Linked DNA regions of Homo sapiens: regions 1 and 3 are each linked to region 2. A link is a loop called in an ENCODE intact Hi-C map of the cell type or tissue named here. Cell type or tissue: PC-9. All regions are shown on one strand. Each heading gives the region's core, and the rest is flanking DNA. Links, peaks and the distances in the headings are about the cores only. Region 1 has its middle 37 kb from the start of LINC00525. Region 2 overlaps PKD1L1 (polycystin 1 like 1, transient receptor potential channel interacting). Region 3 has its middle 23 kb from the start of LINC02902.

Region 1 (10,049 bases), core at 613-8,612, 62 kb after region 2:
TTTTAAAAGAGGTGTGCTAAATCTCCTTCCTATAGGAAAATAAAGAGAAAGAAATCAACCTTGACTCTGAGTTTATGAGAATCTGCCAAGAGAAATTTGGTTGCAAAAATGAGTGTGCACCCACTAGGATGGCTAAAATACAATTTTAAAAAGGACAATAACAAGTGTTGGTAAGGACGTGGAGAATTTAAAAGCCTCATACACTGCTGGTGGGAATGCAAAATGGAGTAGCTGCTGTGGAAAACAATCTGGTGGTCCCTCAAAAAGTTAAACATAGAATTCCCACATGACCCAGCAATTCTACTCCAAGGGACATACCCAAGAGAACTGAAAACACATGTCTACCCAAAAACCTGTACACTAATATTTATAGCAGCATGATTCCAAATTGGCAAAAAGCAGAATCAACCCAAATGCCCATCAACTGATGAATGGAAAACAAAATGCATTCCAGCCAGACAATGGAGTATTATTCAGCTATAATAATGAATGATACATGCAACTGATGCATGCAACAACACACGCCTGAACCTTGAAAACATGGCTCTCAGTAGATGTGTATTCCAGAACTGGATTATGGTTATGGTTCCACAACCTTATGAAGATTGTAGACATTGATAATGGTGGCGTGTATGGTGTGTGAATTATATCTTAATAGAATAAATGACAAAAGTCAAGGGGAAAGTGAGGGTGCAGAAGTCCTCTAGTTTACTGAAGGGGGATCGTTAACATTCTAACTGACAAAAAGAGAAACTCCTTACCCTGGAGCTCTTGTGAGATGCAGTGGCAGTGGAGGCTGGGGCAACACCAACCGTTGGAAAGGAAGGGAGCCATGGGCACTCACGTACGCTGCTGATGAAAATGGGCACAACCACTTCAGAAAACCCTTGGAAAGCAACTACTAAATATGAACATTACACAAACCTGCTCCCTAGAAACTTCCTTCCTAGGAAAAGCCCAACGTCAATGCGAGCACATAGACATAAATAGACATATAGGAATGCTTACAGAGGCATCATTTGCTGTAAACCAAAACCAGGGAACGAGGAGGAAACAGCCCACAACTGTCCATGGATAACAGGATAGCTGAAGCAGGATACTCACACAACAAAACACTATGCAGAATAAAAGTGAGTGAACTAATACTACACACAACAGCAAGGAGAAATCTCTCAAACGCGAAGCCGACCCTCAATCTCTCAAACGAGAGGCCTTATCAAAGGCATACTCAGTGGATAATCCCCATTATAAAAGTTCAGAGACAAGCAAATCCATTTGTGTCACTGGAAGTCAGATAGTGGCCACCTTTGAGAAGGAGAGAATGGCTTCCGGGGTGCTGCTGACCTTGGCATTTTAATCTGAGTGATGACGCTCATACAGGTACATTTATATACAATGTGTGATAACCTTCAAAGAGTGCGCTTGTGACCAGAGACCTTTTCTGTTTATTAAAATTCAATCCTTAAGCTAGAGTTTAAACTTGAAAGCCATCAGCCCTTTGATGAAATTGCTAAAAATACAATAAAAATTTTTCAATCTGGAGTTAAAATTTGAAAACAGCATGAAGTTGTATGCAGCCTACTCTCTCAAAATTCAAAAATTTCATCCATAAAACTTTATATCGATCCCTAACTTTCAGAACTAAAGTATTTCTGGATTATAACTAGTCTGATTCTCGTCTAAACTATAACCACATTAAACAAAAAAGTATGAGTCTTTCAATTGGGCGGTCAGTTTTAGTTTAAAAATATCTTTTTAAATATGAGCACATCTGGATCTTCTAATCATAAACAACTCCTTTTTAAAATGTGTTTAAAAAGCTTTTATTCCTCAGCAAAGGAATTGGATCTCTTTGTTGACTTTAACATTTGCAGAGAAGATGTTGACCTAAAAATTCTTAATGTATCTAGATATTTAATTTTGTTTTATAACTTCATAATTCTCTTTACTGATTCTTCACTCCTCTAGCATTTAATTTTAATTTGTTCACTTGTGTTAATTATAGGTTAAGATTTGTGTGTGTAAGCTTATATAAGTGTGTTCATATTTTTGTGAGAAAGACAGTGAGAGAAGGTTTAAAAACAAAGGAGAGAGTGAAAGAATGAGAAAAATAATTGGAATGAGAGAGAGAATATATGTAGTATAATTGATGCAAAGTACTGCATCAACATACATGATTACTTCAGGGCTGTTCAGCACGATTTTTTAACCTGTTTTTTTTAAAAAAAAAGCTGGCAGGGCATGGTGGTTCACACCTGTAATCCCAGCACTTTGGGAGGCCAAGGCAGGCAGATCACTAGGTCAGGAGTTCGAGACCAGACTGGCCAAAATGGTGAAACCCTGTCTCTACTAAAAATACAAAAATTAGCCGGACATGGTAGCGGGCACTTGTAAACCCAGCTACCTGGGAGGCTGAGGCAGGAGAATTGCTTGAATCCAGGAGATGGAAGTTGCAGTGAGCTGAGATTGCACCATTGCACTCCAGCCTGAGCAACAGAGCAAGACTCCATCTCAAAAATAAAAAGAAAGAAAGAAAAGAAACAACAGGGCACTCCATCTTGTGGAAAGATGGAATAAACTCACTTTTCCCTAAGCATAACTAAAAAGCCTGGGCACTGGGTATTAAGCACAGTAAGAAGACTCTGAAGGTAGAAAGAAGGCAGACTGTATAGAGACTTTGGGCCCCCACTGAATGGCTCAATGGTGAGTTCTTTGGGGCATCTTCCCCTTGCCTCATATATATCTCAGACAGGGAGATGGAGAAGCCAATGACCTGGAGATGCCAGTGGGCACAGACAAAAAAAAAAAAAAAAGCAAGAAGAGCCAACTCTCTTATGACCCTTGTGACAAAGTGTAGTCAACCATATGCAGAAATCAGTGTCATTCATTGCAAGAAGAACAGAAAAACAAGTTCATTACTATGGTAATAATCTGGTTTCTGTGCTTAATGTCAAATAACAAGTTGCTATTGCTAGGTTGATATTGTTCTGAATATTGAGGAAATGTGAAATCTCTTTATACTTTTATAATAAGATTTCCTATTGTTAATCTATAACTAGTCCAGCAGAGCTTTAATTTCCTCCTAATAGGACATTTAAACATTTACCAGGTTATGGAGAGTTCAAAAATCAGGTTTTCAATCAGCAATTCCTAATTCAACTTCTGCTCTCTACAGGCTAACACACACTAATGAGGAACATTGCTTCTTTACAAACCAGAACAGCAACATGCAGAGTAATCAGTTTAGCCCTGCACCCTCCAGCCAGAATGCCTCCAACTGGCTCGCTACAGATGCACCTGGCTGGATGTTAAATTGTTGAAGGAAGAAGCCATTGGTTGGAAACTCTGTGTTGGCTTTATAGTGGAGCAGCAGAGTGAAAAAATTAATAAATACATAAAAACCAAAAACAGAACTGGGAAACAGTTTTGGTGCCAGCCAGTCTGGCTGAGAAGAACCAGCCTCCACTTGATCATGCCTGCTGCCATGCCTACCTTCCTTTGGTCTCTGACCTCTCCAGCAACATGCACGGAAGGGCACCTGCTCTATGGGGCATGGCATTGACCTTCTTCCTCTCACTCAATCATCCCAGCCAGCCTATAAAGTAGGTAGAGCGACAGCTTCACTTTGCAGGTGAAGAAACTGAGGCACAGACACCTTAAGTAATGTGCCATAGGACACCAGTGTTTTACTGGCACCAAAGCCTATTCTCTCAACTGCTGGGCAACACTATCTATGTTTCAACTCTTCTTTTTTTTAATTGACTCTCACATCTCTCCATGCTGACCGTTGGCCTAATCCCCATGTATAATTCAGTAAAGGTAAATGTTCTACAAGGAGCCAAACACTGTGTTTAAAATATACGCTTCCCAATTTTGTTTAATCCAAGTTTGAAATGTAGTCTTCTTAGAAGAAAGAGACTTTCATGCAATCCTCCATGAGTGTAAACTTTGTGTTCATAGCAGAACATTTGATGAGAATCAGATCAAAGGTGTTTCTGGCTGTATCCTGAGTACAGTATTCTACATACAGTATTCTGTTTTGCTGGTTGGGAGCAGATTAATCATCTAGGAGAGGTTGAGTTGACAGAAATGGACAGATCGCAGGATGGAGAGCCTGCCCTTCCCAGCTCCGCAGGCCAGGGGGAAACCCCTGACACGTGGGGGCTAGGCAGAATGACTTACTGAACAAACACACCATGAGCTGAGTGCCCAGCCAACCAGATAAAAACATCCTTCACCAGGAAATTGAGGTATCAGGCCTCAGTGGCTTTTCAGGGTGTGGATTCCTTTAAGGGCAACCTTGTTCTCAAGAGTTCATTGTTTTGGTTCCTGCTAAACTCCCTGAAGGTAGTTTGCAGATAACCCCAGAAATGGGCAGGAGGGCCTGCCAGCAGCATGGGGCAGGCTTGTTTCTTTCTGAGGAGCCCAGGCCCCATGCCCTTCAGCATCACTCAAGACCACAAGGTCCCCACTCCCTGATGGAATAGCCACCCCCACCTGGCCTGGCCAGCTCCTGGCCACTCCTTTACTGCTGTCTAAATCTCAGAGTCCATCAGTGTGGAACATGTCAGATTCAGAGTTGCTCAGATATTTCCCCAGAGCTTGTATAGCACCAGGACCACCCATTGTCTGCCCTCATCATCCCAACTTGGCAACCTACCCCGCCCTTCTTACATTTCCCTCATTGGTCCTTGCACATTTCAGCTTTGCAGCCAGGCTCAGCCATTTAACCTTATTTCTGGGAATTTCAGAGTGAGCACTGGGTAGGCCTGGAACCTAAATCCCATGGCTTCCATAGGCAAACGTGTCTCTTTTGTCTGTCACCAGATCAAAGAAAGGGGGAAAGGGAAGGGTTTGGTTGGAGGTGGGGGAACAGTATTCTTTCATTCATAGGCAGAGACTGGCTTGTGTAAAAGTTTCAGGTTACATGAAATCTAAGCAGTATTGAAAGAATCCTGATGACTTCATCTCCAAATGCCTTGAATAGCCTTCCTCAACATCCTGCTGGGGCCACCCTGGGGTCGGGGACTTGCAGGCTTTTTAAACACATGGGCTTTGCCAGCTGCACAGGGTTTAGGGGACTGTTTGCAGCTTGGATGTATGTAGCTCTTTGTCGAGGGAGGCAGACCATTTCTAACCATACCTGGCCCTGCACCCTCCCAGGCTGTTCCACCTGCTTCAGGCCCTTTCCCTGCTCCTGACTCCCAGAGCAACGTCACGCCACACCTCAGGGGCCAACTCGAAGGCCGCACACCGGGCACACACCTTCCCCAACGCTGCTGCTCTGAGCTGGCACAGGGGCGTCCCCACATCCTGCCAGTGGCCCTTTAGGCCTTGCCTTGTAGGAATTGCAGGAGGCCTCAGACAATCGCCCCAGGATGACAGAGCCCTTGAGAACAGTGTCAGCGTCAGACTTGCCCTGTATCCTCCTCATGCATGGCCAGTGGGAGACTCCAGTAGACACCGGAGGGGTGGACTCAGGAAAGCATGAACGAATGGCCGAAGGATGACAAAGTCTCACTCCTCTAGGGGTATGGCAATTTCCACACAGCTTTCACACCCAGTATGCCAGCGGTTCCCAACCATTTTGGCACCTGGAACCAGTTTCCTGGAAGATAATTCTTCCATAGACTGGCAGTGGCGGCAGGGGAGATGATTTCAGGATGAAACAGTTTCACCTCAGATTATCAGGCATTAGTTAGATTCTTAGAAGGAGCATGTAGGCCAGGCGTGGTGGCTCACGCCTGTAATCCCAGCACTTTGGGAGGCCGAGGCGGGCGGATCACGAGGTCGGGAGATCGAGACCATCCTGGCTTACACGGTGAAACCCCGTCTCTACTAAAAATACAAAAAATTAGCCAGGAGTGGTGGCGGGTTCCTGTAGTCCCAGCTACTTGGGAGGCTGAGGCAGGAGAATGGCATGAACCCGGGAGGCAGAGTTTGCAGTGAGCCAAGATAGCGCCACTGCACACTCCAGCCTGGGTGACAGAGCAAGACTCCGTCTCAAAAAAAAAAAAAAAAAAAAAAGAAGGAGCATGCAACCTAGATCCCTCATATGTGCAGTTCACAATAGGGTTGGAACTCCTATGAGAATCTAATGGTGCCGCTGATCTGATGGGAGGCGGAGCTCTGGCGGTCATGCTTGTTCGCCTGCAGTTCACCCCCTGCTGTGCGGCCCAGTTCTTAACAGGCCATGGACCGGTACCAGCCCGCAGCCCAGGGGCTGGGGACCCCTGCATGAGGCCATCTCCAGGGTCACACAGACAGTGCCATTCATACTCGCTTATGGCTCCAACCAGAACCCATGGTGCATGAGACCCATGTCATGGAGAATAATGGAGTGACTTGAAATCAGGACTTCCATCTTGTACCTGGGAGGGCACAGAGGTGACCACAGAAGTAGCAGAAGTCAAGTCCACCCCTTGGGGCAAATGCAAACCAGCCATTGGGCTAAGAAGGTAGACGGCCATGTGTAATCCCCCTGAAATGTCACCCAGTACTCATTTCCATCTATGCGCAACTTCTGTGTTCCCAGCACAGAATAAGTAAAAAGTGGGGGAAATTAAAAATTAAATGTGGAGTTAGGAGGTCTTGGCTTCTGTGTCTCCAGCCATTGAATAGGAGAGCAGTAACGGAGTAGAAGATGATGGTTTGGAGGCAGAACCCCATGGGCTGGATGGCGGCCACAGGATGGGTTTGAAGCATAACAGGAGGTAACCACATCAACTCATTCAATCCTTTGGGGTCATCTTCAGGTCCAACTGCCAGGTGCTATGGGCTGAACTGTGTCCCTCCAAAACTCATACACTGAAGTCCAACCTCCTGGGCCCTCAGATGTGGCTGTATTTGGAGATAGGGTTTCAAAGAAGTAATTAAAGTAAAATGGGATGATTAGAGTAGGCCCTCATCCAATATGACCTGTGTCCTTATAAGAAGAGGAGATTAGGACAGAGACACACAGAGGGAGGACCATGTGGGGACGCAGGGGGAGGACCGTCATCTGGAAGCCCAGGAGAGAGGCTTCAGGGGATTCCAGCCTGACAACATCTTGATCTTTGATTTCCAGCCTTTAGGGCTGTGAGAGAGAAATGTCTGTTGTTTAAGCCACCCAGTCTGTGCTATTTTATTACAGCAGCCTGAGGTAACCGAGACATGAGGGTCAACCTTATTAACGCTTTGAAACTGAGGAAACCGAGGCTGTGAAAAGACTGAACTGGGATGGTTCCCAGATGTGTCTGGCTCCTCAGCGTCTCCTCTTCCCACCACACCACAACCACGGGAAGAGGGCACAGCACCCTTTTTCCCTGTCCCAGGTAGAAAGTCCAGAAGATAGTGAGCAGGTCTTAGGCCAAGAGGAGGTACTCAGAGCCGAGCTGAAGCCCCTCGGCAGAACTGTGTGGAGCCAAAGGAGAGTGAGGACAGCATGGCCGGAGGAGCCCAGCACACAGGCCTCCAGAGGGGGACAGGCCAACGTGAGGACAGACGCTGCTCATGGAGACTGGCCCACAGCCTGGGTGAAGGGTATCAGGGGCACAGAGTGATTCACCAAGAGCTGGAGGTAACTGGAGGGGCTGGGGAAGCACAGGTTTGGGGAACCAAGTCCAGAGAAAGAGAAAAAGCGCTAGTCTCAACAGGGAGAGAAAGTGTCCCAGGTGTGTAAGGAATGTGACAGCCTCTGTCAGCGAAGTCTGGGGTTGCTGAGCACTGGACTTGTCTGATCTGACATCAGAGTCAAAGCACCAGATGTGCTCCCCAGGAGGTTCTTCCCCCGCAGAAGCACAGACTCCCTACAGACGAAGACCCCCTCGGGCTGGCCAACTTGCGGCCGAGACCTTCCCAGGAGACTCTGACCAGTGGCCAGGGAAAAGGAGAGTTGGGGAGCAAGCAGCCCCATCACAGCCTTTCTGGAAGCAGTACCCCGTGAGAAGGGGCTCGGGGGGACACCTGTCGGCCAGGTAGAGAAGCGCAACAGGGCCATCCTGTTCTGCCCCTTGCTTCCTGCCTCCATGAAGGCCCAAAAACCCATATCTGTGTGTAAATAGGTCATGGGGTGGGGGTGGAACTGCCACTTACTCAGCACTGTCCTATGCCAGGACTGAGCATTCATTCATTCATCATCTCAATCAACACTGAGAGCCTCCTCCATGCCAGTCACTGGGAATACAGTGGGAAGCAAAAACAGGGCCCTGGCCCTACTGAGTTGGGATTCAGTGCTGCACACTTTCACACGAGTCAGAGACATTTCATCCTCACATCATCTCTGTAGAGTGGGCAGCATTAACTCGAAATTAGTAAAGAGATTCAGAGCGTTGGGCACCTTATCCATAGACACAGCATGGTGCAGGCCCCGAGGGTTCTCAACTAAAGGCCGTTTTGCCCACAAAGGGACATTTGGCAATGTGGAAGACATTTTTGGTGTCATAAGTGGATGGTGCCACTGGCATCTGGTGGGTAGAGGCCAAGGATGCTGCTAAACATCCTACGATTCCCAGGACAGGCTCCGTAGCAAAGATTTCTCCAGCTCCAAAGGTCAACAGCACTGAGATGAGGAGACACAGCTGCAGACCTCACTGGAGCTCACTCACCTCCAGTTCTGCTCACGGAGGCCCAGGATCTCCACACCCCAAGACCCTCGCAGGGGGATTGGCTTGTGGCTGCTCTGGATAAAAGGCATGAGAGGAAGTGCGTGTGTCACTTCTGGGCAGAAGTGTAAACATGCGGGTGACAGACCTCCATGGACGTTCCCCCACCATGAAGGTGAAGGTCGCTTTCTCTGGAGCTGGCCAAGCTTGGAGACAGGAGCAGCCTGCAGGGCTCGATTTCTGTACAAGGGACAGCTGCCCTGTGAAGTCACGGGCCCACAGAAGATTTTGCATATGTGAGAAATAAACAAGGACAATGTGAAACCACTGAGATTTAGTAGATGTTTCGTTACCACGGCAGAGCCCAGTCTAACCTGACAAATACACACGCTGGTGAGGACTCATGCCAACATTCAAGGCCAAGCTTCAGCCTCAGCCTCCTCACCTGCCAAAGGCATGTTGTGAGGGTCCAGTGAGATAAAGCATGTGGAGCACTCAGGATGGGAAGACAAGCCTCAAAGCCCAGGCCCTGGGCATGCTGCAGGCAGGTGGCCAGTGTCCTGGCCATCATCACCATCTGCATGCGGGGGAAGAAAGAGAGTGTGAGCTCACAGACAAGAAGGAGGCCAGGTTGTGAGACGGCCAGGCTGGGCCCTGGAGGCGTGGGAAGAAAGCAGCTTCCCCAGCCCTGCGCTGGCCCTGAGCCCTGAGTGCACGTGAAGAATGAGGTCAATCAGCCAGCATCTTCATCTTCCTGCAATGCTGCATGAATGAAAGAAATGAATTTCAAATGACTTGGACCAGTATCTAATTATTATGATTTATTAACACCAAGTACATAAAGCAGCCCCTGGACATGACATTCCCCATTCCCCCCGTGAGTCTGGGAGCCTGGCGAGCCTCCTGCTGCACCCTGAGCAATTCTTTTCATTATCAGCATTATTATTATTTATAGCAGCCCAGCCACCAGGAAGCAGGGCAATCACCAATCTCCATAAAGTTCGCAGCAAGTTCAAGGATCGGCCAGGAGGCCTTGAGGGCAGCTATGAAAATCAGAAAACAGCTTGGCAGCTGGGGAAAGGGGACCCCAGTGGCCTGAACGTCTCCAGAAGTTTTGGCCTGTCTGATCTAAGAGGCTCACTGACAGAAAGGTGAGCTGGTACAACTTCTGCACCTTCTCTTTCTTAAAAAAAAAATGTGGTAAAATACACTTAACATAAAATTTACCATTTTAACCATTGTAAGCGTACAATACAGTTCAGTGATATCTAAACACATTCACGTTATTGTGCAATCATCACCACGCTTCATCTCCAGAATGTTTTCGTTGTGCAAAATTGAAAGTCTGTCCCCATTCGACACAAACTCTCCATTCTGCGTCCCTCTAGCCCCTGGCAGCCACCACGCTACTTTCTGTCTCTATGAATTTGACCACTCTACATCTGTCACATGAATTTAGCTATTCTA
Region 2 (10,049 bases), core at 1,002-9,001:
CTGCTGGCCCAGAGCTGTCATGTTCACATGACTGAGTGGCAATGAAGGAGCTCTCTGAAGGCAGAGGAGAACATGAAGTACCTGCTATAAGCTCTCTGCCCCAGCCCTTCCCGGGCCCTAATTCACAACAACCCAGGGAAGAACACCGTTTATGAAAAGTTGAACTTCCACATGTAGAGAGGAGTAGAAATAATAAAAGCAAATAATTATTGCATCTATGCAAATCTGCTTCAGGAAAAAGCAGTATGTAAAAATGACCAAAAGTGAAGATGAAGGGTATAACTTTGAAAACAATTGCCATCAACAGGTAAAAATTGTAACCGAGATGTTCTCCACACAAAGGTTAAGTTAATGAAAAAAAAAAAAAAATGTCTCTTTGAAATGACAGTTTGAAGCCAAGATGAAAGAACTCCAAGATGAAATAAAAAGACAGTGAATTAACAGAGTTGAGGAAAGAAATGGAAAAGAAAAAAATAAAGCAAATAGATTCACAGAAAAGAGAATAAACTATATGGATGACATATTTGGGAAAATTCTGCAAGAGAAAAAAAGTTAAAATTGATTTTAGGAAAAGTAATACACATGGAAATCAGACCAGGAAGAATGTGCGTAAGACACGGAAAGGGTATCTATAATTAGTGTCTCCCCTAAAAAAGCCCAGAAAATTTGAACAGAAAAAAATATTTTAAAATATAATTTTAAAAGACTTTACTGGAAAAGAGATATACACCTATATATTTAAAAAAGAACTGTGTCCCAGGGAAGAAATGGATTCACATCTATTAAAACTAGAACATGGGTGGGTGTAGTGGCTCATGCCTATAATCCCAGCATCTGGGAGGCCAAGGCAGGAGGATCACTTGAGCCCAGGAGTTCAAGACCAGCCTGAGCAATATAGTGAAGCCCTATCTCTCCAAAGAAAAAAACAAAACCTGTGGTCCCAGTTACTCAGGAGGCTGAGACGGAAAGATTACTGGGGTCCAGGAGGTAGAAGCTGCAGTGAGGGGTGATCCAGCCTAGGTGACAGAGTGAGACCACGTCTCAAAAAAAAAAACAGAAAACAGAAAAAATAAAAATAAAAAATAAAACACACACTAATAAAGTCGCTGGACTTAAAAAAAGATAATCCTACTGACACCTAGATACCTCCTACCCCTGAAAATCAAGTCATCTCCAAGTGAGTTAAAATTATTTAAGTTATGGCCCGGTGCGGTGACTCACGCCTGTAATCCCAGCACTTTGGGAGGCCGAGGTGGGCGGATCACGAGGTCAGGAGATCAAGACCATCCTGGCTAACACAGTGAAACCCTGTCTCTACTAAAAATACAAAAAAATTAGCCGAGTATGGTGGCGGGCGCCTGTAGTCCCAGCTACTCGGGAGGCTGAGGCAGGAGAATAGCGTGAACCCAGGAGGTAGAGCTTGCAGTGAGCCGAGATTGTGCCACTGCACCTCCAGCCTGGGTGACAGAATGAGACTCCATCTCAAAAAAAAAAAAATTATTTATTTAGCAATTATTATTATTGTTTTAATCATAAAAAACTGTTTAAATGTGCATATGAAAATTGGGCAAATGATAGGAAAAACATAATTTTTAAGAAAAGAAAATATAATGACCAATTTTGTAAAAAATAAAATAAAATTGGGTCAGGCGCAGTGGCTCACGCCCGTAATCATAGCACTTCGGGAGGCCTAGGTGGGCGGATCACAAGGTCAGGAGATCGAGACCATCCTGGCTAACACAGTGAAACTCCGTCTCTACTAAAAATACAAAAAAATTAGCTGGGCGTCATGGCACGCGGCTGTAGTCCCAGCTACTCGGGAGGCTGAGGCAAGAGAATTGCTTGAACCTGGGAGGCAGAGGTTGCGGTGAGCCGAGATCACACCACTGCACTCCAGCCTGGGCAACAGAGTGAGACTCTGCCTCAAAAATAAATAATAAATAAAATAAAATAGAGGATTTATACAGAGGAGAAAAAATGGATAGTATTTACTATATTTGTAACATAAAAATGAAAGAATTTAATTGAAAATTTTAGAAGAAAGATAATTGTATGTATTTATATTTAAACCATAAGGTATATATTGTTATTTTTGAATGATGGGATTAAAACAAAGGACAATATATACTGCTAATTAGTGCTTAGCAGAAAGCACTGACAGACGAAATCCCATGGTATATAAAGTGGAGCAACAACAAATAAAAGTAAACTAAGTGTGTGTTCAGCTCAAATAGGAAAAATTCACAACACACACAAATATACACACAGACACACACACTAAGCAAAACAGAAGGAAAGAAGTTGAAAGAATGAAAGTATAATTTAATGAAATCAACAGCAAAATGAAGTAATCCAAGAGATGAATCTTTTTACGAACAATTAAATTGACAAATTATTGGCTAATGTATCTAAATATGATGAACAAAGTGAGTACAATTCATATACAAAATAAAAATGAGAAACAGAAAATAACCTTTAGGAAATTAAATAAATTATAAAATTTTGGAAGGAGAGAACAGTTATCATTGTTTATTATGCAACAAACTGACTTGAGTAGAGACAGAAATCTGAAACAGTATTTGAAGTTCTATCCCTCCAAAAGCACCAGTCCCAGATGGTTTCACAGAGAAAATACACCAAACTATTAAGAAGCATGTAAGTCCAGAACGACCTTCAAACTGTGCCACAGCAGAGACAGAAGAAAAGCTTCCGAATGTGTTTTTATGAAACAAGCAATTTATTGATCTAAAAACTGGACAAAAATATTCCAAATTAAAAATAAAACTACATGTCAGTCTTATTGATTTTTGATACCAAAAATCTAAATAAAACATTAACAAATAGAATCCAGCAGCAGATTAAGAAAATTATATCCCATGATCATATGAGTATTAAATCAGGATACAAATGTTTTAATATTAAAAATTTATTAATAGGCCAAGCACGGTGGCTTACACCTGAAATCCCAGCACTTCGGGAGGCCAAGGTGGGCGGATCATGAGGTCAGGAGATCGAGACCATCCTGGCTCACACGGTGAAAACCCATCTCTACTAAAAATACAAAACAAATTAGCCGGGTGTGGTGGCGGGCACCTGTATTCCCAGCTACTTGGAAGGCTGAGGCAGGAGAATGGCTTGAACCTGGGAGGCGGAGATTGCTGTGAGCCGAGATTGCACCACTGCACTCCAGCCTAGGCAACAGAAAGAAACTCCATCTCAAAAAAAAAATTAAAATTAAAATTAAAAAAAAAAAATATATATATATATATAACTGGGCTGGGTGTGGTGGCTCACACCTGTAATCCCAGCACTTTGGGAGGCCAAGGCAGGTGGATCACTTGAGGCCAGGAGTTTGAGACCAGCCTGGCCAACAAAAATTAACCCGGCATGGTGCACACCTGTAATCCCCACTACTCAGGAGGCTGAGGCACGAGAATCTCTTGAACCTGGAAGGTGGAGGTTGCAGTGAGCAGAGATCGCACCACTGCATTTCCAGCCTGGGCAATAGAATAAATAAAATAAAAATATATGAATAAAATAAAAATAAATGAAATAATAAATAAAAAAAGAATATATTAATAACCTTCACCAAACAGGGAGGAAGCTATCATTTTATTTTTTCCATGGCTGCATTTGATAAAATTCAACATTCATTCCTAAGTATTAAAACATATTCTTAATAAAAATGAAATCGATATTTTTAAAAAAAATAGGAATATAGCTCAAGTTAAATGTCAGTATTATATTTAATAATACAACATCAGAGCCTTTACTACTAAGGTTAAGGACAAAAAGATTGTCAGTTCAAAAGTCCTACAACAGGCCGGACACAGTGGCTCCCGCCTACAATACAAGCACTTTAGGAGTCCGAGGCTAGAGGATCACTTGAGCCCAGGAGTTCGCGACCAGTCTGGGCAACATGATGAGATCTTGTCTGTACAAAAAATACAAAATTAGCCAGGTGTGGTGGCACACACCTCTAGTCCCAGCTACTTGGAAGGCTGAGGTGGGAGGATCACTTGAGCTCAGGAGGTCAAGGCTGCAGTGAGCCATGATTATGCCACTGCACTCCAGCCTGGGAAACAGAGTGAAAACCTGTCTCAAAAAGCAAATGAAAACAAAGTCCCACCACAGCATTTTAAAGGCGTATGGCTCATCTCTTTCCTTTAAACCCGCTTAATTTGTTTATATATTTTATAGCTCATATAACTAGCAAGAACTTTAAATTTATAATATGGTTGAGCAGTCCTTTATATACACAACACACACTATTGTGAGTCCTTATACAGTTACAACACATAGTAATCTATACTAATTTCCTATGGCTGAGAAAAGAATTTCCCTCAAATGATGGTGGAGGCTTGTAGGTGCTGTCTTTGCCCTTATGACTTACTTTTCTTGTGTATGAGTGGGACGTTTTCAGCAACAATGCAATCATAACTTTGGTTTCATTCCACAGGAAAACACAACGCTTTCTGGACTATCACTTTATGAGGTATTTATCAAAAGTATGTTTGGCAAAAAGTTAATGCTGCCAAGGGTGGGTCTCTCTCACCTGGCTCCCAGGTGGGTTTCTGCCTGCAGAACTCAAGTTTCTGCAACATGAGTTTAGCTGGCCTCCCTGGGAAAGAACCAGGAATGTCATTGGTCTTGGAATAGGCCAAGCAAGCTGGACTTTACAGAACAGACCCTTTTTTGTGTGAGGGGATCTGAGGAAACAATTCGTTTGAATTTCCTAACTTCAAGGCATTTATTTGTTTCTTCATCTTAACCATTAATAATTAAGATTTGTATCTTTATAAACTAGAAGGATTGGATGCCTGGAGCTATCAATAACCACCTACAAATCATATTGTTCTTTGTATTTTTAAAGTGACTCATGGCAACAAAATGCGGTGAGTTGCCAGCCCCCACCTTCTCCCCCTTGCCAGCTCGGCCCCCTTAACGGTTCTTGGCACTCTGTGGCCTCTCAGCTATGTAGCCTTGGACCCCGAAGAGACCTCCCAGCCGGGGGCTGCTGCTGATTGGGCAGAAGGACCTCCGAGCTCTTGCCCTGCTCCTTGCTCGGGCCTCTTCTCTACTGCGATGACTCACCACTTTGCAGGAGCTGGCTAGGCCACTAGTCAGTGGATGCAATTTAGAGATGTCAGAAGGGTTTTTCCTCCACATATTTTCCTCTTGATTTGCTTTTGTGAATACCATTGCGTAAGGCAGGAACATCCAGAGGGGAGCGCCTGACCTCAGGGCACAGAGTCTCTCCTAGAGGATTTTTGCCTTTATTTTTTTCAGTGTAATTCCTTAGCACCTACCTGCCAGGAGGAAGGTGAGATGGTTTTTATAACTGTGGAAAATCTGCATTCCCTTTCACATTTGGGGTCCCCAACACAATCTGTGAAGACTGGCGTGCCACAGTCCACAGCCACTCTTTTCAGCAAGGTTTGTGCTCTGAACTCTGCTGGTCAGTGTTACTTAGGAGCAGGAAGCCATCAAGAGGGTGAATTTTCTCTCAGCTTCTTCCTTTAACTTGCCAGTTTGTAAAATAATGAGAAGATTTAGAATACTTAGCTTTTCCCAATGCGTTTACGTAGCCCCCGTCACAGGTGACTGTCAAAGAAATTTACTGAGTTCCCTCAAATCTAGAAGTTTTTGTAGTTATAGTTAGGTTCTGTAAACTTACTGAATCTTCATTGACTTTGGTATTTTCTAACAGATGATGCAATGTATCTGAACACTAAGTTTGAATCCTTGAGGAAGAAACAGGCTAGAAGGGGCTTTTTAAAATGAAATATTGGCCAGGCATGGTGCCTCACACCTGTAATTCCAGAACTTTGGGAGGCCGAGGCAGGTGGATCACTTGAGGTAAGGAGTTCGAGACCAGCTTGGTCAACGTAGTGAAACCCCGTGCCTCCTAAAAATACAAAAATTAGCCGGCTGTGGTGATGGGCGCCTATAATCCCAGCTACTCAGGAGGCTGAGGCAGGAGAATTGCTTGAACCCGGGAGGCAGAGGTTGCAGTGAGCCGAGATTGCACCACTGCACTCCAGCCTGGGCGACAGAGTGAGACTCTGTCTCAAAAAAAAAAAAAAAGAAAGAAATATCAACTCGGCCTGAACATGCAGAAAGTATGATGCCCTAGAGATGCCCCAACTCCTGCTGATAAACATGGAGGTCAGGCAGGTCTGAGGGTTGAGCAACTGTGGAGTGATTCAGTTTTAACTACTGGCTGGGTGACTGTAGGAAAGCGACTTAACTTCTTGGTGTCTTTACATCCTACTCTGTAAAAGGAGGACAGTAGTAGAGCCTCTCCCATGAGACCACTGAGAGAGGTAAAGGAGTTAAAGGAGTTCGTGTCTGCATGCTGTAAGTGCTGTCTATAGCTTTAATAGAGACTATTAACACTTTCACGTTTCATGCATTCCTCAAGTATTTTTGTGCCAGGCACAATTCTAGAGGCTGGGGATCCAAAGATGAACAACATTGACTTGAAAGTGAACTATGTCCACTCAGAAAACATTATATTCCTGGAACTTGGAAAGTACAAATCTCAAAATTATGGACAAAAACCTGAGCAACTTTTGTATCCACTTGGACCTATGTTATGATGTGTTTCTTCATGTGAAGCCGAGAGGGGTCGGTAAGGATGCAAACATCAAGTTCAAATGAGGTATGCTCAGGAAGAATGCACCCCATAGTTCCCAGACTTCATTCAGCATGTTAAGGACCAGTATATTCCTAGACTTAACTAAAAATGATCATTCTCACCTGCTCTCACATCCTGGTTCTGCCCTTGCTAGCTGAGTTCTCATGACTTTCTCTCCACCACTGTGGCTTCCACAGAGACCAGCACTCAGTAAATATTTAGTGAACTGGTTATTGAGCAAAAAGAAGTGGTGGGTGATGTATATGGATAGAAAAGGGCAACTAATAAAGCAAGCATGGGAAAATGCTAATAGGTGGCTCTGGAAAGGGTAGCTGAGTACTTCTGAATTACTCTTGTAACTTTCTTATTAAGTTTAAAATTATTTCCAAGTGAAACGCTTTTAAAAAGAAGCTATTGTGGGTTGGGCGCAGTGGCTCATGTCTGTAATCCCAGCACTTTGGGAGGCTGAGATGGGCGGATCACCTGAGGTAAGGAGTTCGAGACCAGCCTGGCCAACATGGTGAAACCCCGTTTCTACTAAAAATACAAAAAATTAGCGGGCATAATGGTGGGCGCCTGTAATCCCAGCTACTTGGGAGGCTGAGGCAGGAGAATTGCTTGAGCCTGGGAGATGGAGGTTGCAGTGAGCCGAGATAGCACCATTGCACTCTAGCTTGGGCAACAAGAGTGAAACTCCGTCTCAAAAAAAAAAGAAGCTATTGTATTACTCAAGTAAAGAGATGACAAAATGATAGGGTCATAGTTGTGAGATATGATTTGTTTTAATGGTTCTTATTTTTTCTAAGCTTTTCTATGTTTCTAAGTATGTCTTGGAATTTTTCCCATGATGGACATCACAAGAAAAGCTAATTAAATTTAAAAGAACTAGATATGGCTTACAAATACTTAATATATTGGAAGTGGGAATAACTTAAAACCTAAAGAGAAATGTTGAAGCAGACAGCCTTCTGAAATGAATTCTCTCTGCTTTCATGGATTATACTAAGTCTTCCCGGGATGACTTCACAAGCAGGAATGTTTTTGTGGCTGCTGATTCATTCCTTCCTGGCAGACATAGCTCCAATGAAGTTGAAATATTATTGTTAATCCCTTTTATTTAGATGTGTGCTAGAATGGCACTCGAGGCACTAAGGATATAAACCAGGGCTTCTGTATGACTGTGAACACATAATTTATTTACTTGGGCCAAATTGTCTCCTAGCAGGGTTCAAGAAAGTTGAATTCTCAAGGACTAAAATACACTGTCGGCTGGCTTCTTTTTGAGGTTTCTATTTCAATTGGAGTCTTGCAAACTACAATTATTTCCCAAAAGAATATGTAAAATACTGCATTAGTTTGCTAGGGCTGCCATGACAAAGTGCCACAAACAGAAATTTATTCTCTTGTAGTCTGGAGGCCAGAAGTCCAAGGTCAGGGTGTCAGCAGGGCCACGCTCCCTCTGAAGGCCCTGGTGAAGGATCTGTTCCAGGCATCTCTCCAGCTTCCCTTAGCTCCTTGGCTTGTGGCAGTGTAGTTCTCTTTTTTACAGGGCATTCTCCCTGGGTGTCCAAATTTTCTCTTTTTATAACACAATCATATTGGATTAGGACCGACCCTAATTACCTTATCTTAGCTTGATCATCAGCAAAATAAGGTCACATCCACCAGTGCCTTTTTTGTTCTGGAGGAAGAACAATTCAACCCAAAACAAATACATTTAAGCAAATGTAAATATTTGAAGAAAGTATTATAGTTTTCCATTAATTCTAGCTTTTTGAAAAATTTAGTTTCACTAATCTGACAAAACTAAAACAAAATACTCAAAAAATTAGCAAACTCTTCTTTTTTACTCTGTGTAGATCTTAATTTATAAATGCTTTTATAAGAATGATGTTTGTATGTTAGTACATGTTGATTATCATTAAAATTATAAAACAAGTAGATTATCTGAGTATTTGACTGTGGAAAAGATCAAGTAATAACAAAAGATGATTTTTTTTGCTATTTTAAATAATACTTTTAAATAGAAATGCCATTGAGTCTTCCCTAAAATACCATATAGCTATCAATGTATACTCCCAATGGCTTTCTAAGTTACAGAACGCAGGAATGTAGGAGAGCCTCTGAGGTCAGGAGCTCCTGTTGCCTCCTCCTCAGGTAAGTGACTCATTCTCAAGGGATAAAATCACGTAAGAATCCCCAAAGACATACCTCATCCATGTCACCAGCACAACACCTTTAGTAAAGATCGAATCCATTTCCCCAGCGGTTTGGGAGTGAGTGTCTATCTTTGGTAAAATCTAGTACAGCAGTTCCCACTGGTTTTGCACTCTTAACTATGTCTTGAATAATTTATTACTCAACATATAGTTGAAAGGCTTGACAATTAATTGATTTTAAGTAGGACCAAGGAGAAGAAAAATTAGAGCAGATTCAAGGGTTTCCCTATTCAAAGCCATGTTCACTCAACCACTATCCCAGTAGACTTTTCTTGAGGGGAAGACAGAGGGTCCAAGTTACAGCTAGCACACATGGGTGTACCAATGTCATCATTCACTACACCAGTGTGGAGATTTATTCTATCTGATCTTCAGAATTCAAGTAAATATAGAATGAGGTTATACAAATCTCTGGGACTGTAGGGAGGAACTCTTTTCTCATGGTGACCTTCTTCCTGGCTTCTCTTGCTAGTTTATAATCAATTTAAGTATTACTGAAATACTAGCCCTTGTCCTTGAAAAAGTAGAGACCTTAGGAAAGTTTTCTGCTGCAGTTGTCCTGAGTTGAATAATTTTCCAGAGATTTGTGCTTGCCAGGGCCTCCTTGCAGTCTCTACTTTCATAAGTTACTGTGGTTTTTTTTTGACCAACATCCTTGTCCTGTTGCCAGGCAGGAGTAAGGAAATGTAATTATTAAAGTTTAGAAATATGCACTGACCTTTGAAGGACCTACAACACCCTGCACCCTGCAGAAGTTGAGCATCTTTTTTCAAAATCTGCAGGTGACATTATTTATAACTCTCATAGACAGCTGGTTTATTGGATGGTGGGTCAGAGTGGAGAGGGGAGGAACTGGATGCCTTGCACAGAAGGTGGTTATACTATACTATGCAGCCACAGCAATCAACACCATGTGGTCCTGACAGAGGGGAAGAGACAAAGATCCTTGGAACAGAATAGATCCCAGGAATAGAGATCCCAGAATGGACTCACACAAATATGCCAAACTCATCTTGACAAAGGTGCTGAAGCAATTCATTGAAGGAAGAATAGCATTTTTGACAATGTTACCGATGCAATTGAACATCCAAAAGCAAAAGAAAACAAAAAGAACTTGTACCTATACCTCATACCATATACAAAAATAATTCAAAATGGATCATGAACAATGTTTTATGCAAAACATGAAA
Region 3 (10,049 bases), core at 1,441-9,440, 110 kb after region 2:
CAGAGCGAGCCACTCCACCTCCCGGGCCTTGGTTTCCGACAGTGTGGGTGTAACAGGGTTGAGGAGGACCAAGGTCCACAGCAATCCCAGGAGGTCCCCTGCACGAGGCTGTCTTCGTCTCCAGAGCCGTGTCTCTCACAGGTACCTGTTAGATGAGCAACTTTTTTTTTTTTTTTTTTTGAGATGGAGTCTTGCTCTGTCACCCAGGCTGGAGTGCAGTGGCGTGATCTGGGTGACAGAGCGAGACTCCATCTCAAAGAAAAAAAAAATTATTAAGAGGCCAAAAGAGCTGATGTTTATGTGTTTCATACTATCAATATTTATCATAGTAGAAATTGTTTAAACTAAACATTTATTTATTTAAAATGTAATAAATCAATCACATATTAACATAAATAATAGTAATTTAAGGAAATCAACTACTGTATGTGCCCAAACCAGATAACTTAGTGGAAAGAATGGTGTCGTTTTCATTTTATGCAAATCTATTTAATATCTGGCTTAGTGGAGATTCTGGATTCTCAATCTGCTTTTGCATTCAGTCTGTGCAGAGTATTGTTTTGGTGAAATATGAAAAGAAAATCTAGGTTCACGTAGATAGGTAGTTAAGAAATGATAGGCCGGGCACGGTGGCTCACGCCTGTAATCCCAGCACTTTGGGAGGCTGAGGCAGGCGGATCACGAGGTCAGGAGATCGAGACCATCCTGGCTAACACGGTGAAACCCAGTCTCTACTAAAAATACAAAAAATTAGCCGGGCGCGGTGGTGGGCGCCTGTAGACCCAGCTACTCGGGAGGCTGTGGAAGGAGAATGGCGTGAACCCAGGAGGAGGAGCTTGCAGTGAGCTGAGATAGCGCCACTGCACTCTGGCCTGGGCGAAAGAGCGAGACTCCATCTCAAAACAAAAAAAAAGAAATGATGGAGCACTTTTTTTTTTTTTGAGATGGAGCCTTGCACTGTCGCCCAGGCTGTCGTGGCGTGGTCTCGGCTCACTGCAAGCTCCGCTTCCCGGGTTAATGCCATTCTCCTGCCTCAGCCTCCTGAGTAGCTGGGACTACAGGCGCCTGCCACCACACTCAGCTAATTTTTTGTATTTTTTTAGTAGAGACGGAGTTTCACTGTGTTAGCCAGGATGGTCTCGATCTCCTGACCTCGTGATCCGCCCACCTTGGCCTCCCAAAATGCTGGGATTACAGGTGTGAGCCATCACGTCAGGCCGATGGAGCACTTTTAATGGCATTTTTAGATTATTGTCAATATTTTTATTTGATAATCCACCAAAACTTGACATGCGATAGTTCCTTAAAGTTTAATTACACTGTGGAATCAATGAACTTTTCCTACTCTATGTATAAAATCTGTTGGTCTCTCTAGCACACTGAATGAATCTCTTACCTATGCGTGAATCAGTAACATCATCCGTTGGTCATTTGAAAAATGTTGATTCACTGAATTAAGCAGATCTTCCAAATGTTGACTCATTTTATTATTTAATAGGAAAAAAGAAACCCCATTTGTCAATAGCGTCCCCATTCTCTTCACAAGAGTCTCTATGAGCCGACCAATACACAAGTGTGAAAGACCACAGCCTGTCAGTTGCTCCTTCCCTGGCAAAGGCTGTCTGTTCAGCTCCAAGGCAAGGATCACACAAGCGCTTCTGTTCAGACAGCATGTGCCATTCAGCAAGCGCCATTCAGCAAGCAGCAAAGGGGCTTTCTGTGCCCTTCCAATTGCAACCCACAGGATATATTTAAGAGATCTGTACTCAGGGGCTCGACCTTTGATCAATAGTGTTCACTGTTTAATCAGAAACTGAGTTTTCTTACTCTAAGTTTGTGGCAGTAACGAACTCTGTGTTGAAGAAAACAGTCAAACTCTGTAAAATATTTGAAAAGATTTATTCTGAGCCAAATATGAGTGACCATGGCCCATGACACAGCCCTCAGGAGATCTTGAGAACGTGTGTCCAAGGTGGTCCGGGTGCAGCTTGGTTTTATACATTTTAGGGAGACATGAGACTTCAATCAAATACATTGAAGAAATACATTGGTTCGGTACAGAAAGGTGGGACAACTTGAAGCAGGAAGCGGGGGTGCTTACAGGTTATAAGTACATTTACAATTTTTCTAATTGGCAATTGGTTGAAAGAGTTATCAGTAGAAAGGAATGTCTGGGTTGCGATAAGAGATTGTGGAGACTAAAGTTTTTTTCATGCAGATGAAGCCTCCAGGTAGCAGGCTTCATCTGCAGGAGAATACATTACAGTAGATTGTAAATGTTTCTTCTTTCTTGTCTTTCTTTCTTTCTTTCTTTCTTTCTTTCTTTCTTTCTTTCTTTCTTTCTTTCTTTCTTTCTCTCTCTTTCTTTTTCTCTCTCTCTCTCCCTCCCTCCCTCCCTCCCTCCCTCTCTCTCTCTCTTTCTTTTTTTTTTTGAGACAGAGTCTTGCTCTGTCACCCGGGCTAGAGTGCAGTGGCACACTCTCGGCTCATTGTAAGCTCCGCCTCCCGGGTTCATGTCATTCTCCTGCCTCAGCCTTGCGAGTAGCTGGGACTACAGGCGCCTGCCACCACGCCCAGCTAATTTTTGTATTTTTTAGTAGAGACGGGGTTTCAACGTGTTAGCCAGGATGGTCTCGATTTCCTGACCTCGTGATCTGCCTGCCTCGGCCTCCCAAAGCGCTGGGATTACAGACGTGAGCCACCGCGCCCGGCCTCTTTTTTTTGACACTAAGTCTCACTCTGTCTCCCAGGCTGGAGTGCAGTGGCGTGATCTCGGCTCCCTGCAACATCTGCCTCCCACGTTCAAGCAATTCTCCTGTCTCAGTCTCCCAAGTAGCTGGGATTACAGGGACGCACCACCACACCTGGCTAATTTTTGTGTTTTTAGTAGAGACGGGGTTTCTCCATGTTGGCCAGGCTAGTCTTGAACTCCTGGCCTCAGGTGATCCACTTGCCTTGGCCTCCCAAAGTGTTGGGATTACAGGCGTGAGCCACCAAACCGGCCTGTAAATGTTTCTTGTCAGACTTAAAGTCTGCGTTGATGTTGGTGCCTGAGAGGGAAAATGAGGCGTGCCCAACCCCCTCTCCCCGTCATGGCCTGAACCAGTCTTTCAGGTTAAATATAAGAGTTCCCTGGCCTAGGAGGAAGTCCATTCTGAGGGTTGGGGGGCTTAGACTTTTATTTTAGGTTTACAGTGTCAGTGACCACATTCACACTGAGACACCAGCAGTATCAGACACCATTGCTTTTGCACCATCAGTGAAAATCTAAACACAGTGAAAAGGGCAAAGAACATTGTCCTGGTATGGGAAGGACAGTAATCCCCTGAGGAGCTCTCAAGGACCCTCAGGTATCCACAGCCCACATTTTGAGAACAACTGATATATGCACAACCATTAATGTTCTCTAGACAGCTAAAGCGTTTTGTTTTTGTTTTTGTTTTTTGTTTTCTTGGGTTTTTTTTTTTTTTTTATTTTTAGACAGAGTCTCTCTGTGTCTCCAAGTCTGGAGTGCAATGGCGCAATCTCGGCTCACTGCAACCTCCGCCTCCCGGGTTCAAGCAATTCTCCTGCCTCAGCCTCCCAAGTAGCTGGGATTACAGGCATGTGCCACTACAACTGGCTAATTTTTGTATTTTTAGTAAAGAGGGGGTTTCACCATATTGGCCCGGCTGGTCTCGAACTCTTGACCTCAGGTGATCTGCCCGCCTCAGCCTCCCAAAGTGCTAGGATTACAGGCATGAGTCACAGTGCCCAGCTAAAGGGGGTGTTTATGCATTAGAATTCTAATTAGCCTGCCTCGTCAGAATTAGACAAGGAATATATTTCAGTTGCTGCAGAAGTCAACACCTAGTAAGGAAACACTCAGTGAGTGTCTTAGCCAGCCCTGCTCCCATGGCTTTGCGGGGCACAGCCCATGCAGCTGCTCTCATGGGTTGGAGTTTGGTGCTGGCAGCTTTTCCAGGCTGAGGTTTCATATTGTTGGTGGCTTTCCCATTCCAGGTTTTCAGTGGTGACCCTGGCCCCATAGTTCCACCAGGCATTGCCCCAGGAGGGACTCTATGGTGGCTGTGCCCCACAGCAGTTTTCTGCCTTGGACCCTAGATTTTCAGAAACATCCTCTGAAATCAAAAAGGAAGCTGCCAAGCCTCTACAGCTCTCGCCTTCTAGGTGCCTGCAGACTTGACATCACATGGACATCTCCAAGGCTTACAACTTGAGTTCTCAGGAGCTGTGTCCTCAGCCATTTGCGTGCTATGCAAATGGCACACCTGGTCCAGCCAATCTTTCATGTGCTTTGTAAATCAGACACTGCCTCCTCAAGCTCATCTATAAAACCTCCTACATTTCACCACAGCAACCCATTTTTCTCTGAGACCCCTCTTTGCACAGAGATCTCTTCTTTTTCTTTCGCCTATTAAACTTCTGAGTTTAACCTCACTCTGGTGTGTAAGCATCCTAGTTTTCCATGGCCATGGGACAAGGAACCTCAGGTTTTATCCCAGACAATGACACCACTTTAATATCTCAGCCAATTGTGCCACCGCTGCTCCAGGCTGGATCCAGGGAACAGCTTCCTGAGGCTACACAGGGCATCAGGGTCCCAGGCCCATCCCCCCAAATTATTCTGCCTTTTCAGGCATCTGGGCAGATGGGAGGGGCAGGCCTCAGGGATCTCCGAAATGCCTCTCCAGCCTTTTCCCATTGTCCTTTTTTTTTTTTTTTTTTGAGACGGAGTCTCACTCTGTCATCTAGGCTGGAGTGCAGTGGCTCCAGCTCTGCTCACTGCAACCTTCACCTCCCTGGCCAAGCGATTACCCGCCTTAGCCTCCTGAGTAGCTGGCATTACAGGCGCCCGCCACCAAACCCAGGTAATTTTTGTGTTTTTAGTAGAGACAAGGCCTCACTATGTTGGCCAGGCTGGTCTCCAACTCCTGACCTCAGATGATCAGCCCACCTCGGTCTCCTAAAGTGCTAGGATTACAGGCGTGAGCCACCATGCCCAGCCCCCATTTTTCTTACTGTTACCACTTGGCTCCCTTTTCACCCCCAGTCATCTCCTCAGCAAGTGATTACTCTGCTGAACTCTTAAATTCCTCTCCTGAAAATGCCCTTTCATTCTCTGCCACATGGCCAGGCTGGAAATTTTCCAAATTTCTATGCTTCCCTTTTAATTGTAAATTCTGCCTTCAGGTCATTCTTTTGCTGCCATAACTGAGCATAAGCTGTTGAAAGTAACCACACCACTTCTTGAGTGATTTGCTGCTTAGAAATTTCATCCGCCAGATTATCTTAGGTCATCCCTCTTAAGTTCAACCTTCCATAAAGCCTTAGGGCATAAATACAAATATTTGTAACAAGTGTGACCTTTGTTCCAGTTTCCAAATAGATACTTCCCATTTCCATCTGTGACCTTATCAGAATGGCCTTTACTGTCCATAATTCTATAAACATTTTGGTCACAATAACTTAACTAGTCTCCAAGAAATTCCAAACTTACCCTAATCTCTTTGTCTTCTTTGGGCCCTCACCAGAATTATCCTTAATGCCCACTTCAGGGCAATGCAGTGCTTTTCTAGCCAGCTCCTCCAAACTCTTTCAACCTGTGGCCATTTCCCAGTTCCACACTGGCTTCCACATTTTCAAGTACCTTTATAAAAAGACCCCACTGCTCAATACCAATCTTCCATCATAGTCTATTTTGTGTCGCTAAAACAGAATACTTGAGTCTGGGTAATGTATAAAGAAAAGAGGTTTATTTAGCTCACAGTTCTGCAGGCTGAGAAGTTCAAGAGCATGGCCCTGGTTTCTGGTGAGAGCTTTTGTGCTGCATCATAACATACATGATGAAGAAGGTCAAAGGGCAAGAAGACACACCTGAAGAAACAAAATGCAAGAAGCATTCTGTCTGTTTAACAGTCAACTTTTGCGGGAACTAATTCATTCTGTGGGAAATTATCCAGGCTCATCAGAGTGAGAACTCATCACCACAAGAACAGTACCAAGACATTCACGAGGGATCCATCCCCATGACCCAAACACCTCCCGCTAGGCCCCATCTCCCAAAGCCACTGCACCGATGGTAGAGATGAATAAGCCCATTTCCAAACCATAGCAGGTAACTGCAGAGCTATGACATCCACAGATAACGAACATGACAAAACCTCACGGCACAGAGGAGTGCCATGTGGTTTGGAGGAGAGCGTAGAGAAGTTTGCAGTGGATCTGCTTCACTCCATCTATAAATTCAAATGCTAATCTTTTCTGCAAACACCCTCACAGACACACCAGAACTAATGTTTTACCAATTACCTAGGTATCCCTTAGCCCAGTCAAGTTGACACATGAAACTGTCACAAGCACAAACCACATCTGTCTCTCTAGTGCTTTTTCCCTAAGCACCAAGCACTATACCCAGCACAGAAAAGACATCCAATACATATGTGTTCTATAGAATGGAAAGGAATGTTTTTCCACCATCTTGAATCAGGCACTTGACCCAGGGGTTACATAGCCATTGCACAATTCCTTCAGTGCTATAAGAATGGGCTATAACTGGCCAGGCGCGGTGGCTCACTCCTGTAATCCCAGCACTTTGGGAGGCCGAGGTGGGTGGATTACGAGGTCAGGAGATCGAGACCATCCTGGCTAACACGGTGAAACCCCATCTCTACTAAAAATACAAAAAATTAGCCAGGCGAGGTGGCGGGTGCCTGTAGTCCCAGCTGCTGAGGCAGGAGAATGGCATGAACCCTAGAGGGTGGAGCCTGCAGTGAGCCGAGATCGCACCACTGCACTCCAGCCTGGGTGACATCAAGACTCCGTCTCAAAAAAAAAAAAAAAAAAAAGAATAGGCTATAACTGGGCCAGGTGCAGTGGCTCATTGGCTCATGCCTGTAATCCCAGTACTTTAGGAGCCTGAGGTGGGCAGATCACGAGGTCAGGAGATTGAAACCATCCTGGCTAACACAGTGAAACCCCGTCTCTACTAAAAGCACAAAAAATTAGCTGGGCGTGGTGGCGGGCGCCTGTAGTCCCAGCTACTCGCAAGGCTGAGGCAGAAGAATGGCATGAACCCGGGAGGCAGAGCTTGCAGTGAGCCGAGATTGCGCCACTGCACTCCAGCCTAGGCAACAGAGTGAGACTCTGTCTCAAAAAAAAAAAAAAAAAAAAAAAAAAAAGAATGGGCGATAACTGTTATTGCACCCATTCAATACACAGGCAGACTGAGACAGCAAAGTCAAGATTTGAACGCAAGAGCAAGATTTGAGAAACTGAGGCATTTTTACTCTTCTGTGCTGCCTTACTTGTTGGCAGTACACATGAAAGACATCAAGATTTAGATCTGTGTCAGCTTTCCCTCAAATGGTAAAGAAGGACAGGGTTTGAATTTCTTGGTGAACTTGGAAATACCCGATGACTTGAACCATTAGGGTTTAGGATACTTTTTCTTCAGGCAGCATGTTGCCTCCTATGCATAAATTAAGTCAATTCAGTATTCCCAGTATGGCTGGAAAAACATCATACTAAGCTAACAATTTTCAGTGTCATTTAAGAATTGCACTGAGGTGGCCAGGCACGGTGGCTCACGCCTATAATCCCAGCACTTTGGGAGGCTGAGGTGGGCGGATTGCAAGGTCAGGAGTTCAAGACCAGCCTGGCCAATATGGTGAAAACCCGTCTCTACTAAAAATACAAAAATTAGCCAGGTGTGGTGGTGGGTGCCTGTAATCCCAGCTACTCAGGAGGCTGAGGCAGGAGAACCACTTGAACCAGGGAGGTGGAGGTTGCAGTGAGCCAAGATCACGCCACTGCACCCCGGCCTGGGTGACAGAAAGAGACTCTGTCTCAAAAAACAAAAAAAATTTTGCATTGAGGCCAAGTGTGGTGGCTCATGCTTGTAATCCCAGCTTTTAGGGAGGCCAAGGCAGGAGGATTGCTTTGGCTCACAATCCCTTAAAGCTGCCGTTTCTCTCCTGTGTTACAATGTGCACAGTGACTGCACTGATCAGTCACCACTGGGATGTGCTTGAGTGTGTATGTTTGTCTGAGTGTGTATGCTAATATGTATAAAAGTTTGTGTGTGTGAGGGAGTGTGAGTACATGAGAGTGCATGTGAATGTGTGAGTCTGTAAGAGAGTGTGTGTCTGTGGGGCATGTGAGAGCATTGTGAGAGTATGTGTGCATGTGTGTATGTGTGCACAATTGTGTGAGAGCATTGTGAGGGTATGTGTGCATGTGTGTGAGAGTATGTGTGCATGTGTGTATGTGTGTGTGCATGAGCGTGTGAATGCAGGTGTGTTTTCTGCTCTGCTCTGATCACTTTTCTACCTGGCCTCTCTTCCTTCACATTTGCCCCCCAGAATCCCTTCTCCACACAACACCTGAATTCTCTGTTTGTAGAGCTGATAATACCCTATGATTCCCCTGCCTAAAATCCTCCAGCAGCTTCCACCTGACTTCTAACTAAAACCCAGCTCCTCACCGTGCCCCATAGGCCCTAGCTCAGTGAGGTGGGGCGCCTGCCTGCTGCTCAGAGCCTGGCTCTGCCTCTCTCCCCTCCTGCTTGCCCCAACCACCATGAGCTTTTGTCCAGCCTGGGAGGGACCAAGCTTTTTGGCACTGTAAGGACTTCGTGTGTCCTCCCAGCCCAGACCCCCAGAATGCTTTGTCCTCTGGCTGGTGCGAGTGTTAGGAAAGTCCGCATCTTCAGAGAGGCCTTTGACCCCGTCCATATGGACTGATTACCTCCATCTCCCACTTCTAGAATGTAAGCTCATGAGGCAGAGCCTAGTGGGTCGTGTTCCTGGCCATACCTCCAGGGCCTGGCATAAAGCAGGCCCCCGCAGACCCCCAAGAATCTCTATGAAGGCCAGTGGTGGATGCACCAGGCTGGGAATCGGAGTCTGCCCCTGCAGTTGCCGTCGTCCAGCACCTTAGACCCTCTGAGCCTCGGTTGCTCCATTTTTCTTTTTCTTTTCTTTCTTTTTTTTTTTTTTTTTTTTTTTGAGACGGAGTCTCACTCTGTCGCCCAGGCTGGAGTGCAGTGGCGCAGTCTCGGCTTACTGCAACCTCCACCTCCCAGGTTCAAGCGATTCTCCTGCCTCAGCCTCCCAAGTAGCTGGGATTACAGGTGTGTGCCACCATGTCAGGCTAATTTTTTGTATTTTTAGTAGAGACGTGGTTTCACCATGTTAGCCAGGATGGTCTCGATCTCCTGACCTTGTGATCCACCTGCCTTGGCCTCCCAAAGTACTGGGATTACAGGTGTAAGCCACTGCACCTGGCCCGGGTTGCTCCATTTTTCATCCTTCCACACTCTCCGGGCCCCTCCTCAGACCAGGCCCTAAGACTGCAGGAGCCAGCGTGTGCAGGCCCCCATAAAATCAGAGGCTACTTCTGCAGCAATCCACTGAAAACGGAGTGAACAGACTGCATAAACCAGTGTTCATTCACAGGCTCTTAAGGCACTAAATGTAAATTAGATAAATGGTGCAATGCCTAATTTCATTCCTACCGTGCTTTTTCTTAGGTTAATTTGGTGGGGTAGAAACGCACCTGTATCTACAGCCTTTGTCCATCACCCACCTGTTCCTGTTGGAGGGGAGTGATGGATGGCCGATGAGATGAGGTTCCTTTTATTCCATATGGCCACACATTATCCCCTTCAAGCCTACCCTTTGCAATGACCATTCAATCTGTCTTTCTAGCTGGGGACTCAGGCCACCAGGTCCCTTTGGTTTCTCCTGGGCCTTTGTAAGATGCCCCTTTGATGTGTTCTTTCTCGTTTGTTTAAACACCACCATGGGATTCTTGCAGGCTGCAATCCAGAGACCAACTGGGTGGCCTTGCTTTTTTATGCAGAAGTGTTGAGAAAGACCTGTCAAACCCTGGGGATAATTAGCCTTTATTGCTTCTCATTAAGACACAGATTGTCACTCAGCACAGATGTGACCCATGGGGCTGAGGCGGCTGCTTCTATGGCCTCCTGCCTTTCTCAGTTACCTGATTGGGAGAAAACTTTGATTTCCATCTTCACATTCCTTAGG

Evidence for each region. Hi-C counts contacts between places; a loop is a spot of excess contacts. Peaks named below come from ENCODE experiments on the same cell type or tissue, not always from the same donor. Only the 100,000 strongest peaks of a DNase experiment are listed, where the experiment ranks them.
Region 1: a loop joins it to region 2, with 5 times the contacts of the local background. A loop is called at or near these places in 5 of 110 quality-filtered maps.
Region 3: it touches region 2 in a loop (7-fold over the local background); 6 of 110 quality-filtered maps call a loop at or near these places.

The regions. Positions count from the first base shown.
Region 1 is chr7:47,719,715-47,729,763 of GRCh38, reverse strand. No RefSeq gene overlaps it. Among named protein-coding and RNA genes, the nearest start is that of LINC00525, 37 kb to the left of the region's middle. RefSeq lists an enhancer at 4,846-5,777. In PC-9, for the core only: no CTCF peak of the experiment used is centred there; DNase peaks (open chromatin) are centred at 4,223 and 4,953; H3K4me3 peaks cover 411 bases; H3K27ac peaks cover 2,715 bases.
Region 2 is chr7:47,781,783-47,791,831 of GRCh38, reverse strand. The region is part of intron 56 of PKD1L1 (polycystin 1 like 1, transient receptor potential channel interacting); the gene reads left to right. Among named protein-coding and RNA genes, the nearest start is that of PKD1L1-AS1, 8.5 kb to the left of the region's middle. RefSeq lists a silencer at 4,827-5,121. In PC-9, for the core only: CTCF peaks have their summits at 5,321 and 5,522; DNase peaks (open chromatin) are centred at 5,031, 6,191, 7,681 and 8,831; H3K4me3 peaks cover 3,239 bases; H3K27ac peaks cover 6,928 bases.
Region 3 is chr7:47,673,033-47,683,081 of GRCh38, reverse strand. No RefSeq gene overlaps it. Among named protein-coding and RNA genes, the nearest start is that of LINC02902, 23 kb to the right of the region's middle. RefSeq lists enhancers at 407-920, 2,465-2,978, 10,010-10,049. In PC-9, for the core only: no CTCF peak of the experiment used is centred there; DNase peaks (open chromatin) are centred at 5,241 and 6,836; H3K27ac peaks cover 4,503 bases.